Linked DNA regions of Homo sapiens: region 2 is linked to region 1. Evidence: chromatin loops called from intact Hi-C (ENCODE). Cell type or tissue: K562. All regions are shown on one strand. Links, peaks and the distances in the headings refer to the core of each region. The heading gives the core; the rest is flanking DNA. Region 1 holds the start of HEPH (hephaestin). Region 2 overlaps VSIG4 (V-set and immunoglobulin domain containing 4).

Region 1 (8,337 bases), core at 123-8,122:
AAAACCTCTTAGAGGAAGGGACTTCTAAACTGAGACCCAAAAAATGAGTGGGTGAATGAATAGGTGAAAAAGTGATTGAGGCAGATGAAACAACATATCAGAATCTGTTGGAGGGAAGAGAGAGCACCATGCACATTGGAAACTGACAAACTGACAGACCTCTGGCATGGGTGGGACGCATTGAGTGTGAGGAGAGGAAGGGCAAGCAGTGACCTAGAAAGATTAGGAAGGGCTGGGCCATAAAAATGCCATATAGGCCATGTTAAGAAGTTTGATCTTTATCCTAGTGAAATAATAAGGAATTAATTTTCTTAATGTAACAGATATGAGTTTCTTGAGAGAATAGAAATACAAAGAAGACAACAAAAGTGGCTTCATATTCACTTTCCAAGTGACCTTTTTTTAAAAACAAAAGTAACTAATATATAAGGCTTGAAAATCTAAACAGTTCAAAACGAAAAATGAAAGTCACGCTTCCCCCAACCAAGTTACTCTCCCCAAGGAAAACCACCATTAAGAATATTTTGTGTTATTTCCAGAAGAAATATTCATTGTCCCCTCATGTAAGTATGTATATATGTGTGTGTGTGTGTGTGTGTGTGTGGAGATATCTATATCTCTATGTATGACCAATCACAATATGCTCACTCTTTTGCACCTTGCTTTTTATTTAATGACATATATTGAAAATATTTTCATATGTGCATTCACACACACACACACACACACACATATACGAAATATTTCATCAGTTTGAGTGTCATCCTTACTAGAGAGTCTTACTAATATCATTATTATTCCAACTTTAGTCAATAAGGGAGGCATTGCTGGGGGATTTTAAGCAATAAGGATTTACAACCACTTTTGTGTTATGGGAAAAATAGCTTTGACTGTTATTTGAAGACCAGATTATGGGGGGTCAAGAGTGGAGTCATAAAGAATTATAAGGAGGCTATTACGCTGGTCCAATTAAAAGATTATGGTGACTTAGACCAAGTCCATGGCGGTGGAGATAGAGAGAAGTGGGTGCATTGAGAAAAAGATGTAAAATATAAATATGACAGGACATATCAATGAAATGGTTGTAGAGAGTGAGAGAGAAGAGAGTAATCTCAGATGACATTCAAGTCTCTGGCTTGGTATATAGGAATGAGAATGCTAATTATGTCATGCAGTCGTTCAGGAGGCTTATTCTGAATGATATTCACCCATTGAAAATATCCTCTCCCTACTCTAAAATGTTATATCACATTGTAGAGACCTCTATTCTCTTACTTACTATGTCTATTTATAGTAATGAAACATTTTATTTGTACATTGTTTTAGCCTTCTTACATGCTATGTACTCCTTAGTAGTGTGGCTGGAAGTAGGCAGGTATGAGGAAAATAGAGGAAGAAAAAAAAAGACTAACATTTACTGATCATTTACTATGTAACAGGTGTTACACAGGGCCATTTTTCAGACATTGCATTTTATTTTCACAGCCTGATTTTACAAATAACAAAATGGAGGCTCAGAGCACTCAAGTGACTTCCCCAAGATCATACATTTTAGGGAGAGACAGAGCTAAGATTCAAACCAAGTTTGTCCATGCCCAGGGCCCACCATCAGGAAGCCAAATGAGAAAGTATAGAAGAGTTGGGAGGAACAGCTGATGCCATGTATAGAGCTGCTCCAGGCAGGCAACAGAGAGGAAAGCATGTTAATTGCACAGGGAGAGGAGAGGAAGCTTCACCCAGGCAAGCAGAAAGATTCTTGGGCAAAGGGAGTGGGGAAATAGGTGTTGGGAGGACTCTCAGGGAGACGCCACATGAATGAGGTACCAGGAAGCTGAATAAAATATATTTTTGACCTAGGGCCAAAGAGTGAATACTCAAAGACCAGGTGAGTCTGGAGCTAAAGAATCAGTCTGCAGATGCAAGTAAGCTGGTGGTGGTGGGAGGTTGGGGGGTGAGCTTCAGAGCAAGCATCCCTTACAGCAGTGGTCCTCAAACCAGCAGTGGTCCTCAAACCAGCAGCAGCAGCATCCCCTGGGAACTTGCCAGAAATGCAAGTTCCTGGGCCTCACCCAAGACTTACTGAAGCAAAAACTCAATGCCTTAACAAATCCTATAAGGGATTCTGGTACATGTTCAAGTTTGAGGCCTACAGCCTTGGAGGACTAGGGAAAGCAGCAAGTGGAGTTCAAGAGCCAGAGTACAAGAACCAAACAGTGTACCCAGAGCAAGCCTAGGGCTGTCACACATCACAGCAATGCAGAGCAACCTTTCCAAAGCATAACAGAGTCTGCTGGTCAGAAGTGGTGGTGGGGAGTGGCTTCAGAGATGTGGTTTCTGGGGGACAACCCCCTCTTCCCTGCACCCCTCCACCTTTCCCCAGAGGTCTTCTTTTTAAGAAACTGCTAAGGGCAAGCTCATCAGAGGATCCTGAGGTAAAGGGGTTAGACTGTCTGTGCCAAGGCACTGCCCATGGCTTTTAATTTTCTCCTGGTACCTGATACTGTCACAAAATTTAACTGTGGAAAATATAGGAAGGAAAACAACATTTACTGGGGGTCTGAACATGCTGAGCACTGTGCTAAGGGTTCACACAAATGCCAGCTGATTTAATCCTCACAATATTTCAGTCATGGAAGTGTTATTATTCCTGTTCTGCAGATGAGGGACCAGAGGCTCGAAAAAGTTAAGTGATTTGCCCGAGGTCACATAGCTCAGAAAAAGGCAGCCAAGATACAATCCTTAGTCTTTCTGACTCCAAATGCCATGCTTCTCACCCTAGACCATGTTGACTCTAATGTGAAGGTCCCTGGGGTCCTCTCCTCTTTGTAGCCACCCCAGGGCCATGTGTTATTGATGGCCCATAGATGAGTAACCTGGAAATATTGGTTGAATGAATAAACGAAAAGATGTTCTAGTGACAGAGTTTAACACATGAAGGACCCTTAAGGATATTCTGGTCTTACGGTTTTCCAATCTGTTTTTAGTGTCCTAGACATTTCTTACTGGTGCTCCAGACACAATCACATTGTCTAGGAAACCAGTCATACCCAGTGGACAGGTTCCTCTGTCTCTTCACCCTTGCCCATTTCTATCTCCTTCCCTGCCTTACCTAGAACAAATCACTTTCATCTTCCATAAGTAGTGGGTGTTTACTAAGATTCTGTTTGGGGAAAGGGTTCTGCTGCCAAAATTAATTTTGAGAAACCCAAATCTAGACCACCTTTTTCATGTTATAGGTGAAGAAACTGAGTGATAGAAAGGCAAAAAGACTTGTCCAGGGTCACTGTGTGCTCTTTAGTAGCATAACTAGAATGTGAAGCCAGGATTCTTGAAACATTCTTCTTTTTTGACACAAGTTAATACAGTTTGTGTCCTAACGAGGAAATAATTATTTAGATTTCAACAATTATTTAGAATTGAAAAATTAAAAATTATAACTCTAATTTTTGCCTTTACTATGTTCCAGTTATTGTGCTAAATAGTTAATACGTATAGCCTTATTTAAGTTCTTATAACAGTCTTATAAAATAGGTAATATTATTATCTCCATTTGAAAACTGAGGTTTAGGGGGATTAAATTACTTTAATCATAGAATCAGGAAATGGCAGAGTTGGGATTTCAGTTCAGAATATCTGATTTCAGTTTTCATGCTCTTAACAGTGATGCCATATTGCAAATGTCTATATTGAAAAAAAAGTCTATTTAGCCTGCTGCTTGTTTTGTAAATTAATTTTTATTGGCACAATGATATACCTTGAGAGCTACAAAGACAAATTTGTGTAGTTATGGCAAACAGAAACTGTATGCTCTGGAAATAAATGATTTAGTAGCTAGCCCTTTATAGAAAAAATCTGCCAACCTCTGGTCTGTAGACACCAACTTTAAAATGTTTTTCAAGTGACCTCCAGGAGAAGGAACCAGAAATGTACCCCGGATTTGCAGAAAAGGTGGGTGCTGTTTGTACTCTCAGTGAAATTGGTGAATGAATAATACAAACCTGGAAACCTGGCCTACCTGGCCTCCTGCAGTCTTCACTGTGTTGATTCAAGTCTATTATGACCTGTTCTTGTTGTCTTTCATGAGTCAGAGCAGAGGCCTTATCCCTTCCCCTCCCTGTCATAAATGCCTTAGAGCTTGGACTTGGATCTCAGCTTAATCAGTTTTGTCTCCACTTCCCCTTTCTTGCTTCAAGGTTCACATGTGTGCGAGGCAGATAATTCTAGGGGCTGCCATGGCTTGGCTAAGCTTCCCTTGACCACTGAGCATTTCTAAGGGAGTTGAGGCTGGTGGCTCCTCCTTCCTTCCTACTGGTGCTTCCACCTGCCTTGGTCTGAGTTGCAGTCCATGGGGCAGCGCCTAAGTGTCTGAGCACACTTAAGAATCTCTAGTGGTTTATGACCCAGACTTTGCCCTACCACCTCAGTCTTCTGAATGTTCTCTTCCCTGGACCCTGCTCCAGACACTTTAAATTCAGAAGAGGAAAATGTGCCCAGCCTGCCTGGAGAAAAGTGTCTGCTCCTAGCCAAGATCTCCTCATCACAAAGTAAGAATATCAGGTGGTGGAACCCCCATCATACCTGTCCCCTTCCTATACCTGGGTCTGTTGGGTAGATGCAGTCCTTTTTAGAGAGGCATAGTATTCTCAGACCTGTCGCCACAAATTGCTCCCCACTCATTCTTTCCCTATACTTTGTGTCTTTGAAACCTCTTTATCTTCTATGTTTAATATCTAGACTATACTTTCTTCATGGAATTCTAGATGTGTAAATTTACAGGGCTGGGAGGGTCCATATCTAGTTTAAGACCCTCATTGTAGAAATAGAAAGAGGCCCAGAGAAGAGAAGGGAGTGGGCCAAATCCACAAAATCCACATAGCTGATTACTCCTAGAGCAAGTGGGGCGAGAACCTTGGTCACTTGACTCAGGACAGTGACTTTTCACTCTTCTCTCTTTCCACCAGGAATGGGAATGACCTTTGACTTTAAACAAATCCAGACTCCAGTTTTACCCTGAATTGTTGGGGGAACATTTTGTTTTTTTTTTCTTTTTAGTATTTTCAATTCTTCCATGTCTTAGTTTTTAGGGTGTTGACCTGTGTTAATCCAGGCTATCTTCTAGCTATATCTGGTTTCCTCAGGTGGAAAATGTTAAATATAGTTAATATAAAATTTCACTCTAGAATCTGCTAGAAATGACGGAGGCAAAGTTAATGTATATATAAAAAAATCCACCAGTGACTGGTGGCCAGTAGGCTTTCAATAATTGTGAAGTCCCTTCTACCCCCTTGAAAGTACTGTGTTTCTCCCCTAAGCAGCACATTGTGTGTGGTGGTTTCATGGTTAAAAGTTTAGACAGACCCAGCAAATCTCTCTTCTCTTTTACTTCCTAAGTGTGTGACCTTGGACAAGTTACCTTCCCTCTCAGAGCTGAATTTTCCTCAGTTGTAAAATAGAGAGAATTAGAGTATTCATCTCACAGGATAATTGTGAGACTTAAATAAGAGAATGCATGTAAAATGGTTAACATAGGGCTTAGAATGTAGAAAAAAAGTCCTTTGTTTTATTGCCAATTTTATTTTTACTTATGACTAAGCAGCCATGACCTCAGAATAATAGTCAGGGCTGACAATTGTGCTTCAGAGCAAGAAGGGGAAGAGGTGGTGAGATGGAGGCTCTTTCAATTTCTACCTCATTTCTTAAATGGAGCTGTTGAAATCTACCCATGAGCTTTGGCTGGCCACACTGACAGTGTTCTCCTCTCAGCAAAGACCAATTAGCAAGTCCTGATAACAGAAGTACAACCCACCCCCTTGTAATTCCTCCTGAGATCCTAACCAGGATTTGTAAAACACCCGGATATGGGTAAAGAACCATCCCGGGTTTTGTATCAAACCAGGCCCCAGAGGAACAGGACATTCCAGTAGTTTTGTTTCTGGAAAAGAGGGCACCCAGCCCTTCCCCCTCCCTCATCCTCCCATCCCAGTAAACCCTGCCAAATTGGAATCCTGGACTTAATTTAGGAGAAAGGCCCTGTAACCAAGATACTGACTGAACATGGCTGGCGGACTCAGGCTGGGGTCTGCAGTGCAGCATTAATGGGCCGCTGACATGAATATGGAGTAGTTTTCTCTAGCAAAGGTAAGCTTTCTTTTCTCTCTTTTCAAACTCTACCTCACCTGCCTTCCTGTGCAAAAACGTTTATTTAGCTGGGTTTAAGGGAGTCCTGGCCACTAGGAGAAAAAGTCAGTGGCCAAAAAGTTGGAGGAGGTTTGGCTGATGTGCAGGAAAGTTAAAGGAGACAATAGGCTCCTTTTGTTCCTCTCGCCAAAATAGCCAGGACTACACTGGCTTGTCTGTTTCAGGGCCAATCCTGGAGCCATACAGAATAGTTCATTTTCCTGTCGAAATAGCTTGCTCATCTTCTGTTTCACAGGTTGAGGAATTTATTGAGGTGATGGATCTGAGGATTATGTAAGTGGGAACTCAGTTACTTAAAAATAACCATGTTTGGTTTCATATTTTGAGACCAGATTGGCACAGAGTAAGCCAATAAATGATAGCTTAACTAAGCTAAACATCTGAATTTGAGTAGTCTTAGTTTCTACATAGCAAAAATCTTTTAGAAATCATTGGTTCAAATTCTGGCTATTTTTAACAACTGGCTGCGTGACTTTGAGCAAATCCTTGCACCTCTCTGGTATCAGTTTTTTATACATCAAATGAGGGTGATTGAAAAAGATGGTTTCTAAAGGTTTCATGCATGTGTGAATCTATAACACGTTCAGTTTTTCATTACTCAGCATCTATTATATGACAAGCAATCCTTTTGCTAGGGACTCAAATATCCATGGTTTTATTTGGGCCTCAAGACAATCCTGTGAAAAAAATATCATCCCATTTTTTGGATGAGATGACTAAGGCTAAAATAATTTATTGAAAGGTCACATAGCTATCACAGACAAGAGATAGGATTTGAATCAAGGTCTTTAACTTCAAATCGGTATGTTTTCTATCACAGAGTTAAGAAAGCAGAGGACCAAAAGGTGAATTTTGATGGAGGGTTTATTAGGAAGGCTGCTGAGAGATTGAAGACAGGGCCCCAAAGATGGCTCAGCATTCCTTTATTCAGTTGAGTAATCCTTTGTTTAGGATGAGCCTGTCTAGCCCAAAGTAGTATAACTGAGAAAGGGAGATGGAGGGAGAGAAAAGAGCATTGTCGCAATAAAGGAACAGTTTGCAAATTCTAGGGAACACAGCAATGCAAATTGTTATGAATAATAGGGACCAGACCCAGGTGACACTGGGATGGCAGGAAGGTAAGGTAAAGGTAAGGGAGGCTTAACTTTATATTGGCTGATCTTCTCTCCAGGTTGGCACAAGGTTTCAGTATATCTTAACTAAACTATCCAAATAGCCTAGAATTTTTCTTTCTTTTTTCCTTCCTTTGAGTGCCTATTCCTTCTGCCTTCCTTTTTATTTTGTATTTTTTACTTTTTTCCAGGATTCTTTCTCAACTTACTTATTTCATTTCTCCTTTTATTTCTTCCTGTTCTTTTTCCTCATCAGTCTGGTTCTTCTCTATGGGCTTAGCTGAGAAAAAAAATATCCTTGCCCAAGTGAAAAGCTTACACAGGGCTTTCACATCTTTCATATTATTTGACCTTTATTACAAACTAATGAGGGGCCCAAAGTAGAGACAATCCTCATTTAAGACATGAGGAAACTGAGGCTCAGGAAGTTAGGGACTTGTTCAAGGTTATATAACCAATAAATGATGAATCCAGAGCTAGAACTTACTATTTTCTGGTGCCTGAACGCTTTCCACTGTACCATGAAATATCTAAGTGGTTATATTTTATTTTATTTATTTATTTTTTGAGACCCGTGTTTCACTCTTGTTGCCCAGGCTGGAGTGCAATGGTGCGATTTCGGCTCACCACAACCTCCGCCTCCCAGGTTCAAGCGATTCTCCTGCCTCAGCCTCCCGAGTAGCTGGGATTACAGGCATGCACCACCATGCCCAGCTAATTTTTTGTATTTTTAATAGAGATAGGGTTTCTCCATATTGGTCAGGCTGGTCTTGAACTCCCGATCTCAGGTGATCCACCCACCTCGGCCTCCCAAAGTGCTGGCATTACAGGCGTGAGCCACTGTGCCTGGCCTAACATCTAAGTGGTTATAAAGGATTTTATGGGTTTTTCATTTTTTCTGCTCTTTTAGTATATGATAAAACCAAATTAAACAGCAGCAATAACAATGACAAATTCAAATTTGAGGAGGATAGAAAGGATGTCAATAATTAGAAGGAAGAAAAATACTTATCAGGTGCCTACTAAG
Region 2 (8,337 bases), core at 94-8,093, 130 kb before region 1:
TAGCTATAATATTCTGAATCTAAGATGCTAGGTCAGGGGGGATAGAGAGGCGTGAGGAAAGGAACCTCAGTGTACTTAGGATTTGTTGCTGCAACTGGCTTGTTTTCATGAGACTCTAAGATATCGTGTCCTAGGAATCCAGTATTTGTGGTCCTCAGAGTGTCTTGTTGGGACTGAGAGAGCTCAAGTTATAAGCTGGTACAAATCGAAGAAATATTCTCTTTTGAAGAGAGTCAAGTACTAAAAAACTTGGTAGAGAAAATAGGGCGCAGACCCAACATCTAATAACTTTGCCCAAGGTTATTTTCTCATTTTTCCAAACCAACTCCCTATGAGGCAATTTCTAACTTCTCTTCTCCCAGTAGATGTTCTTCTCGGAGAGGAACGGAGCTATGGAAATCTTGAAGCCAAAGATGGCAATGCAAATGTGGAACATAAAACAGGTTTGAGTGCTGCCAAGGGATAGCCAAAAAACTCTGCAATCAGGAATGGAGAGTTACAAAGAGCATTTGGAAGTCCACTCTCTCAATTATACACAGGCAGAGAATGAGTACCAGGAGTGATAGTTATCAAACTATTTAATTCCAACCAGTCACAACAGATGCCTACTGTAGACTTGGAGTCTTAGAGATTCCTTGGTATACCTTTTGTTGCATGACCATGGGGGTGGTCTAGAGAGTTCTGAGGAATGGGACAAGGCAGCCCCAGGTAATAATGGAGGGCTCAGGGGTTAAGGGGAGCAGCTAATTATCAATTGGTGTGAGAGTGTTCTATTATTTCAACAGTCAATGTAGTCATGTGAAGGCATACCAACTGACTATCAGATGCAGGTGAAACACAAAAGATTTATTTGGGATTTGAATCTCTGAGACCCTGACTTGGGAATTTTCAAGGCTTTGGAGGAATCAGAAATCAGCTTCAAGCGGCTTGAAGAGCCCTGGTTAAGAGCTCAAGCAATGACACTCAGCCATTATCCTTACCTGGTTGAGGTCATGATGTCATAATGTCCCTATCCATATTCTTGCTCAGAATGTTTGGAAAGCATATTACTATGACAACAGAGAACTAAATAAAGGGCACATTTATCACTCCCCTTAACCTCACTCTGACTTTGCTCATCTCTGGATCTGTATCTCTCTCTCTACATCCTACCCACTTTACCCATCCTCAGTGCCCTTGACCATTGCTTGGCACATAGCAGGTAATGATTTGCAGATTTCAATGCTGTAGAACAGTGTGCATAAGGGAAAGTTTTGGTCACAAAGCTTAGAGTCAAGAAGAAAAGATAGAAATCCTGACAATATTCCTACCTGGCCCAGCACTGGTCTCTCCAAGGTAGCCATCCATGTCAGTGGTCCAGTCCCAGGACTGCTTCACTGTAGATGTTGCTATGAATATAGAGAATAGGGTCAGAGATGTCTCTCTTCTTTCAAAAAGTTGAGAGATAGGAGATGGTTGCAAAGGTTGGAGTCCTTCCCTGGCCATTTGTGCTGTACTTTCCAGGGTACCTGACCATGTTATCAACCACTAGTACCATGAGATAAGGCATCTTCATTTCTTACTGTTAGGTGTGGGCAGTGAGAAGAATTCCCATCGAGGGGAGGTAATGTACCCAAAGTCACACAGCAAGTCAAACTAGGAGCAGAATAGAATTTAGTGTTCTTGTTTTTTGTATTTCCAATGGGAGTAATTCTAACCCTCTCTTTCCTTTTGCCTCAGAAGTTTTCACAAAAAAAGAGTATATATTCATCATTGTTACCTTTCTTTTGTTTCCATTCCTTTACTGCTATGTTCTCTCTGAGGAACCAAGTGACTGTTTATTAGCCATTCCATGGCATTGTGATTCCTTTCTTGGCTACGATGACACCATTTTGAACCTCTACTACTTCCTCAGACTCTAGCAAAACTCACCTTTCAAGGGGTATGTCATGGTTGTAGGTGCCTCAGTCTTGGTCTTGAGTAGCTTTGAGGAGTCTGCAAGGAAAAGGGAACCGATTGAAGGGACCTGGTACCCTTTGGTGAATAGTTTAATGCCCTAGGGAAATAGGAAGTAAGTAAAGGCCATTCAGGTCCATACTTGGACCTGCCTCAACACTTCTGTCATGATGCTGGTAAGTCCTGTGTTGCTTGTTCATCTTTCATACATCAATCAAGGACAGAGTTTTTAACCCAGGATTAATAGATCTCGAAGGAACCTGTAGCTAGAGTTCAGAGAGTCAGTCAACTTGGATGGGAAAATATATTTTATTTTTACTAACTTCTAACTGAGACCTAGTAATTAATTCTCTTGAGAGAAACTTGGGAAGTATCATAAAGAAAGTGGCAATGGGTGACATCAGTGAAAATGGTGACATAATAACCTCCAGAAATTTACCCTTTAACAACATCAGTGAAATAATGCAAAATTTGACGTAATCAACTTTTTTTTTTTTTTTTTTTTTTTTTTAGAATTTTGCAAAATAGCCAAAGGTTTGCAGCACCTTAGACAGGATTTATGGAAGAAAAATATCCCAGTTTTGGTAAGAACAGCAAGCTTTGTGCTGTTTTAACTTCTCCTAGTCCCCTTACCCCTTCTACCTCAGAGGTAATCTTGAACATACAACCCCATTCCAGGTGCTGGAGTGAGCCCAACAAACTTCATTTTTGAATAATTGCCATTATTTGGCCTGTCTGGTGGTTCCCTGAAAGACCTGACTCAAAAGACTTGTTTTATTGGTCACCCAGTGCTAAGAGCCTCTCCCCAGGGATGGGGTAGCATTTGTCACACAGCTGCCTGAGGCAATGGATAATAGGCGAGAAAACAAAAAAAACTAACCAAAATAGCCTTAAAAATGGTTGAGGAATAAGATTTCCATAGGGATTTTGAAGAGTTCTGACACAGTTCTGGGAAACTAGGAGGCCACACACAAGCACAGGGCCATGTACCTGCTCAGAAAAGACATGAGAAAACCATAAGCTTCTCCCTCTTGCTAGCAGAGGAAACAGCATGCTCCGTTTTAGATGTGGCGAAACATATTAGTAGATAAGTCTGGATAGGTAGGCTGAAAACAGACTAAAAGGGTTTGGGCTTTGTTCTTTAGTTGGAAAGATCCATGGGGTGTAACAGAAGGTTACACCTTTTGAGAAAGGTTTACTTCCTTTTGAGAAAGGAAGCAAAAATTGTTCAGTCTATTTTTTTTGGAAATAATTCTGACAACAGTGTGGTAGGATTTTCAAAGGTAAGGCAATAGCATATTTTCCCCATTCATTAACAAATACAGTATTCATCTAGTGTCTAGTGTCTTCTTTGTGCCAGATACTTTGCTGGGCTCTGAAAAACAGCAATGAAGTAGACAGGTAGAATTCTGCACTCTTGAATTTTATAATCTAGTGACATAAAATATATACTCAATAAATATTGAATAAGTTGATGACTTCGTAAGAATGTATGAACATGGGGAGAACATTTAGAAGATGATTGAAATTGTTTTTTAAAAAAGAATATGAGACCATGAGGGTATAGGAAGAGAAAGAAAGAGCCTAATAAGGTATCTGATTCAGTAGGTGAATTCACAGCACTTGGTAATATTGATGATTATTTGACGATGCGAGGTAAAAGAGAAGGAGGAGTCAAAGGTACTGCTATGTTTTCTAACAGGTTTGAGGAACAGGTTTGGTGAGTAAAAGGTACGATCAGTTTTGAACACGCTGAAATTAGAAATGAAGCTGTCCAGAAGGTAACTAGACACTGGGATCTAGCAGTCAGGAAAAAATAAATACAGATAATATTATGGTTGGAGAGTCATCAGACTACAGGTGATATTTGAAGCCACAGAAGTAAATAAAATCTCCTGATAATATAGAAATACATGCAGAGATGAATAAGAATTGAGTCTTTGAGAACATTTACAATTAAGGAGTGAATGAAAAAAGAGCCAACAAAGGTGTCTCAGAAGGATCATTCAGGAAGGTCTTAGAAGAACCAAGATAAGTTGGTGTCATCAATAGCAGTGATTAAAAGAATATTGAGGTGGAAGAAATGGCCAACAGGATCCACTGCTACACAGATGTTGAGGAGGAAAAGTATGAATGGAGAGGTCTTGGGATTTGGTGATATGGAGGTTAATGATGACCCCAAATTACAAAGTTATGTTGTGGTGAATGAATTGAGAGGTTCAGCTGGTGGAAGCTACCTTCGTGAGAAGGTTGGTAGTGAACATAGGAGAGATGAGGTGGCAGATGGAGAGAAAGATTTTTGAAAAATAACATATATATATGTATGTATTAGGCTTGCATACTGACATATATACATATATTATACATGCATATCTATTTGGCTTAGGTAGAGGATAAAGGGTATTGCAGGGCATTGGAGTAGCTGATGTTAAGAGTTCAGGAGGAGGGGCTTGTTGTGGAGAGGAGCAAAGCATACCTTACTCTGAGCCAAGAGGAAATGGATAGGGAAATATCAAGGCAGAGAGGAGGGTAGTTGATAAAATTCACATATGAAGAGGGTCTGGACCTTCTTACAGAGGAAGGAAGTTACCTTATCTTTTAGGAGCAAGGCTGGGGGCCTGAAATAAGGTAGAAATGTGCTGAAAAGCTGCTATGAGGAATGAGACAAAGATAAGCAAATAGACACACGGCATGGGGTCAGGCAGTACATATCGCAGAGCATAAAATTCAAGTGGAGTCAATTCATATCTGTGTTTTGTTTTGTTCGTCAGCAAAGCTCAGCAGTCCAAGAACATGAGCAAAAGCAGGGCCTCCAGAGTCATTCTAGAACTAAAGAACAGTGCAGAGTGAGGTGGAAGGGTGAAAGGGCTGAGAGTTCCGTAGGGCAGAGGTGAAATAGGGGGTCAGACTCAGGGGACAAGGTTGGGTGGACAGGGAGGCAGGTAGAGGTAGCCAGGAAAGATTACGTTGGCTCACAGAGCAGGGAAGAGTGGAAGGCTGAGAATAACTTCCCTGAGCCTCAGTTTTCCTATCTGTCAGTAGGGGGCAATGGCGAGCACTGCTTAACAGCACTGTAATAAGCATTGACTGTGAGAAGGAATAAACAGGAGGGTTTACTGTGAGCAAGTTCTTGCCTAGGTGGTCTGAGAAGTAACTCACAGAAAGGCAAGAATGTTCAATTAGTCTCTTTATGAAGTATACATTCTTGGGCTTTCTGGTCACGCCCTGCCCTCTCTGCTTGACCAGACTGTCAGCTCTTAGAGAACTGGGACACTGTTCATATAACTTTCAGGGCGGACCACTCTTGTTCCTCCCAAAACTAACAAACCATGATCTACAGCACACACATCCTCACTACAGCTTAACTTTGGGAAACAAATTCCTCCAGGCAAACACAAGAGTCTCAAACCAACATCAGTCTCCTAGCCCAAATGGTAATAAGCCATTTGGGCTAGGTTTACGCCCTCTCCTTACACAGAACTATCCTCAGAAGACAATAATTTTCAGATGGTTCTGAGGGCAATTCCCTAAAATCAGTTAGTTTCCAACATGTTTTGGGCAATGGTAACCTTGTTGGGGTGTCTTTCTTTCCAAGGAGATCTCTTGAAAGCTAAGAAAACTCATCTGGACATATCACTGCTGGACTCTTCATTTAAGCCTCAGCTTACAGTCTTTATATGCATAGTTTGTAGTGCTCCCAGGACAGTGCTGTAAGAAATAGTCAGATCTTGATTAACAAGAGCCCATCTTAAAGGATACTTCAACCAGAACTTGTATTTGGGTTTACAATGAAGTGGGGGAGGGAAGTTAAAAGAAAGCATGTAGATATATTAGATCAAGCCTAATCAAACAAGCAAAACAATAACCAAACAAACAGAACACACAAACAAAAAACAACAGCTTTCAAAGGGTGCCCAGGATCTGATATAGATTCAACCATGAGAAACAATCAGACATAGTAGGAAGAGCATGAAATCTGAGTACAAATCCAGATTTATACTTCCTTGCTGTGAGACCATGGGCAAGTAGATTCCCCTTTCTGACTCTGTTTCCTCTTCTGTAAAGTAAGAGTAATGATAACTATCTCATGGGACAGTTGTGGGGATTCAATGAGAAAATGTGTGTCAAGTTATTGTACTTTGTATCTGGCAAATACAATGTGCTAGTAAATCTCTCTTTCCTTTACCGTCTTTATCTACTTAACCTATGGCATGATAGGCAATGTCTCTATCCCTGTTGTCCCCAGTCCAAGTTTTTTTTCTTTGTGATTGTACAACCATTGCCTGCTTGGGATCCTCCTCTCCCAATTCTTCTTTTGCATAAGGGCACCTTTTGAGGTATCTTTGTTTCAAGCTTGTGTGTTAAGATGCTCACCAGGAAAGAGGGCCGCTCACCTTTGACCACAAACTTCACAATGTCGCTGTGCTGCTCAGAGCCAACCTGGCCCTTGGCAGTGCAGAAATAGGAGCCTGAGTCGGCTATCACCGCAGGCTTGAAGAGTAAGGTACTTAGGGTTGCTACTTTGATGGGTTCCTGGTTATTAGTCTGTTGCTTATACCAAATATAACTGATGGGAGGAGAACCCCGAGCCTGGCATTGAAGGCTAATCCTCATTCCCTGGGGCACCGTGAAGCCATAACCGCTGCCAGTTGTCACTGTGGGCTTGGAGACAGAGACTGCAAAGAAAAGACAAGACAGGAAACTCTGGGCAGTCATAAGGATATGGGACCAAAAGGCTGAATCATTCTTGTTGGGCGTAAGGGCATGCATATATCTGCAACTGGAACTAAAGGGGGCTTCTGACTTTGGAGGAAATAAGAAGGAAAGGGCAATACAAATAAAATGGCTTCCTTTGAAGGTAGGTACTTTTTGGTATTACCCGGGGTTTTGGAATACTTGGAAGTAAAAATCAACTGACCTTTAAAATTAATGTAGTTTGTTCTGGGGCTCAAGTAGAGCTTTTGATTACCTGCAGTTGTGGATTATCAGGGCCAGACTTTTGTAAAATTGTCCAGCAAGCAAACTTATCCTGGCTAACCTCTGCCTCCCTTTCCCCAGAGCTTCTCTATCAGCATCTATCTACAAATTAAATGTACTCATTTTTGAGTTGTAAAGCCCAGAGCCCAAGGAGGGTAACTAGTCCATGGATACTGGCATTTCTGGGACACTCGAAGGGATAGAGATTTGCAGGTCAGGAACCCTTCCCAGCACTTCCTAAATTTAACTATGGGAATGCTGACCCTAAGAATCCTCTGCCTGTCCACTTCCTCTGATAAGCACATATACCTGTGGAGAGCCTCTGTATAAACGAAGGCCTCTGGATTTTTCAGGCTTTTCTAGAATTACATCCACTATTGATTCATTGATTATCAGTGCTTTCCTACCCCCATAGTGACTCACGTTTCTGGACACGGAGCTCAGTAATCTTATCTCTCACGACTTGGTTGCCATCAGGAGTCTGCCAGGTGACTTCACACGTGTAGTGGCTCCGGTCATCCATCTCCAGGGTGCTCAATTGGAGGGATACATCTCCTGGAACCTTGTGGCTCACATGCAGGCGGCCCTGGTACTTTGCCTGCTGGATATGGTCTCCAGAAGAGTCACGTAGAAAGATGGTGACAGGGTCTGAGCCACGTTGTACCAGCCACTTCACCAAGACTTGGGTGTAGCCTTGCAGGGGGTCATAGGTGCAGGGAAGATTCACATCCCCTTTCCAAGGTCCTGTTACACTCTCTGGCACTTCCAGGATGGGACGGCCTGAAGAGGCGGAACAGAGGAAAGAAGCAAACGTAGATGGCATACCTACTTGGCAACTAAGGTGACAGTGACAAACCTCAAAAGGTTTCTGAGAAATGCCACTCAACTTTCTTTCTATCACACTTTTGTGTACCTGTGCCCTTTTGCTCTTTGCCAGCCTTCTCATCAATCAGAACCAGTCTTCAGAATGAAAGCCTTTAACATTGTTTAGATCTTGTGAGTTTCAAGTCCTTTTTATGTTACTGTCTTGCTATGAAGGTGATCCTAGGTAAGTCACCTTCTTACCGTGGAAGATTCATTTACTTCATCTATAATGTGGAGAGTTTGGGTGGTAGGTGCTCTAGATATTCTATCAAATCTGTCATTCTGCAAATCCATGAAAAAATTTTCTTTTCACATTTTCCAAAAGAGATGTGGAAGCAAAAATGCTAAGCATTTGGGTCTGGACTATTTCATTTTGTGTAAATTTGCACCTGGAGAAAGGTGGAGGCTTTTGAGATCAGCAAGAAAGGGCCCTCTGCCCTGTTATCTTCTCTTGTTCCCTTAGAAATCCTCAGTGAGTGGGGTCCCAACCCTAAGATGTTCTCTGGAAGACAGGCAAAAGGAAATACTGAGGGTGGAACCAAGTGTGAGGAAGAAGTCTGG

The links. A loop is a pair of places that touch in the nucleus more often than their neighbours do. Peaks named below come from ENCODE experiments on the same cell type or tissue, not always from the same donor. Only the 100,000 strongest peaks of a DNase experiment are listed, where the experiment ranks them.
Region 2: it touches region 1 in a loop (4-fold over the local background); 2 of 110 quality-filtered maps call a loop at or near these places.

What each region holds. Positions count from the first base shown.
Region 1 is chrX:66,158,333-66,166,669 of GRCh38, forward strand. It overlaps HEPH (hephaestin), which reads left to right and starts at 5,915. Exons shown (of 21, transcript NM_001367233.3): 1 at 5,915-6,138. In K562, for the core only: a CTCF peak has its summit at 4,302; DNase peaks (open chromatin) are centred at 4,179 and 5,819; H3K4me3 peaks cover 3,928 bases.
Region 2 is chrX:66,026,139-66,034,475 of GRCh38, forward strand. VSIG4 (V-set and immunoglobulin domain containing 4) reads right to left here. Exons shown (of 8, transcript NM_007268.3): 2 at 7,336-7,692; 3 at 6,330-6,611; 4 at 1,912-1,974; 5 at 1,311-1,388. Among named protein-coding and RNA genes, the nearest start is that of VSIG4, 9.8 kb to the right of the region's middle. RefSeq lists an enhancer at 6,387-7,586. In K562, for the core only: a CTCF peak has its summit at 4,979 (motif pointing right); DNase peaks (open chromatin) are centred at 4,453 and 4,963.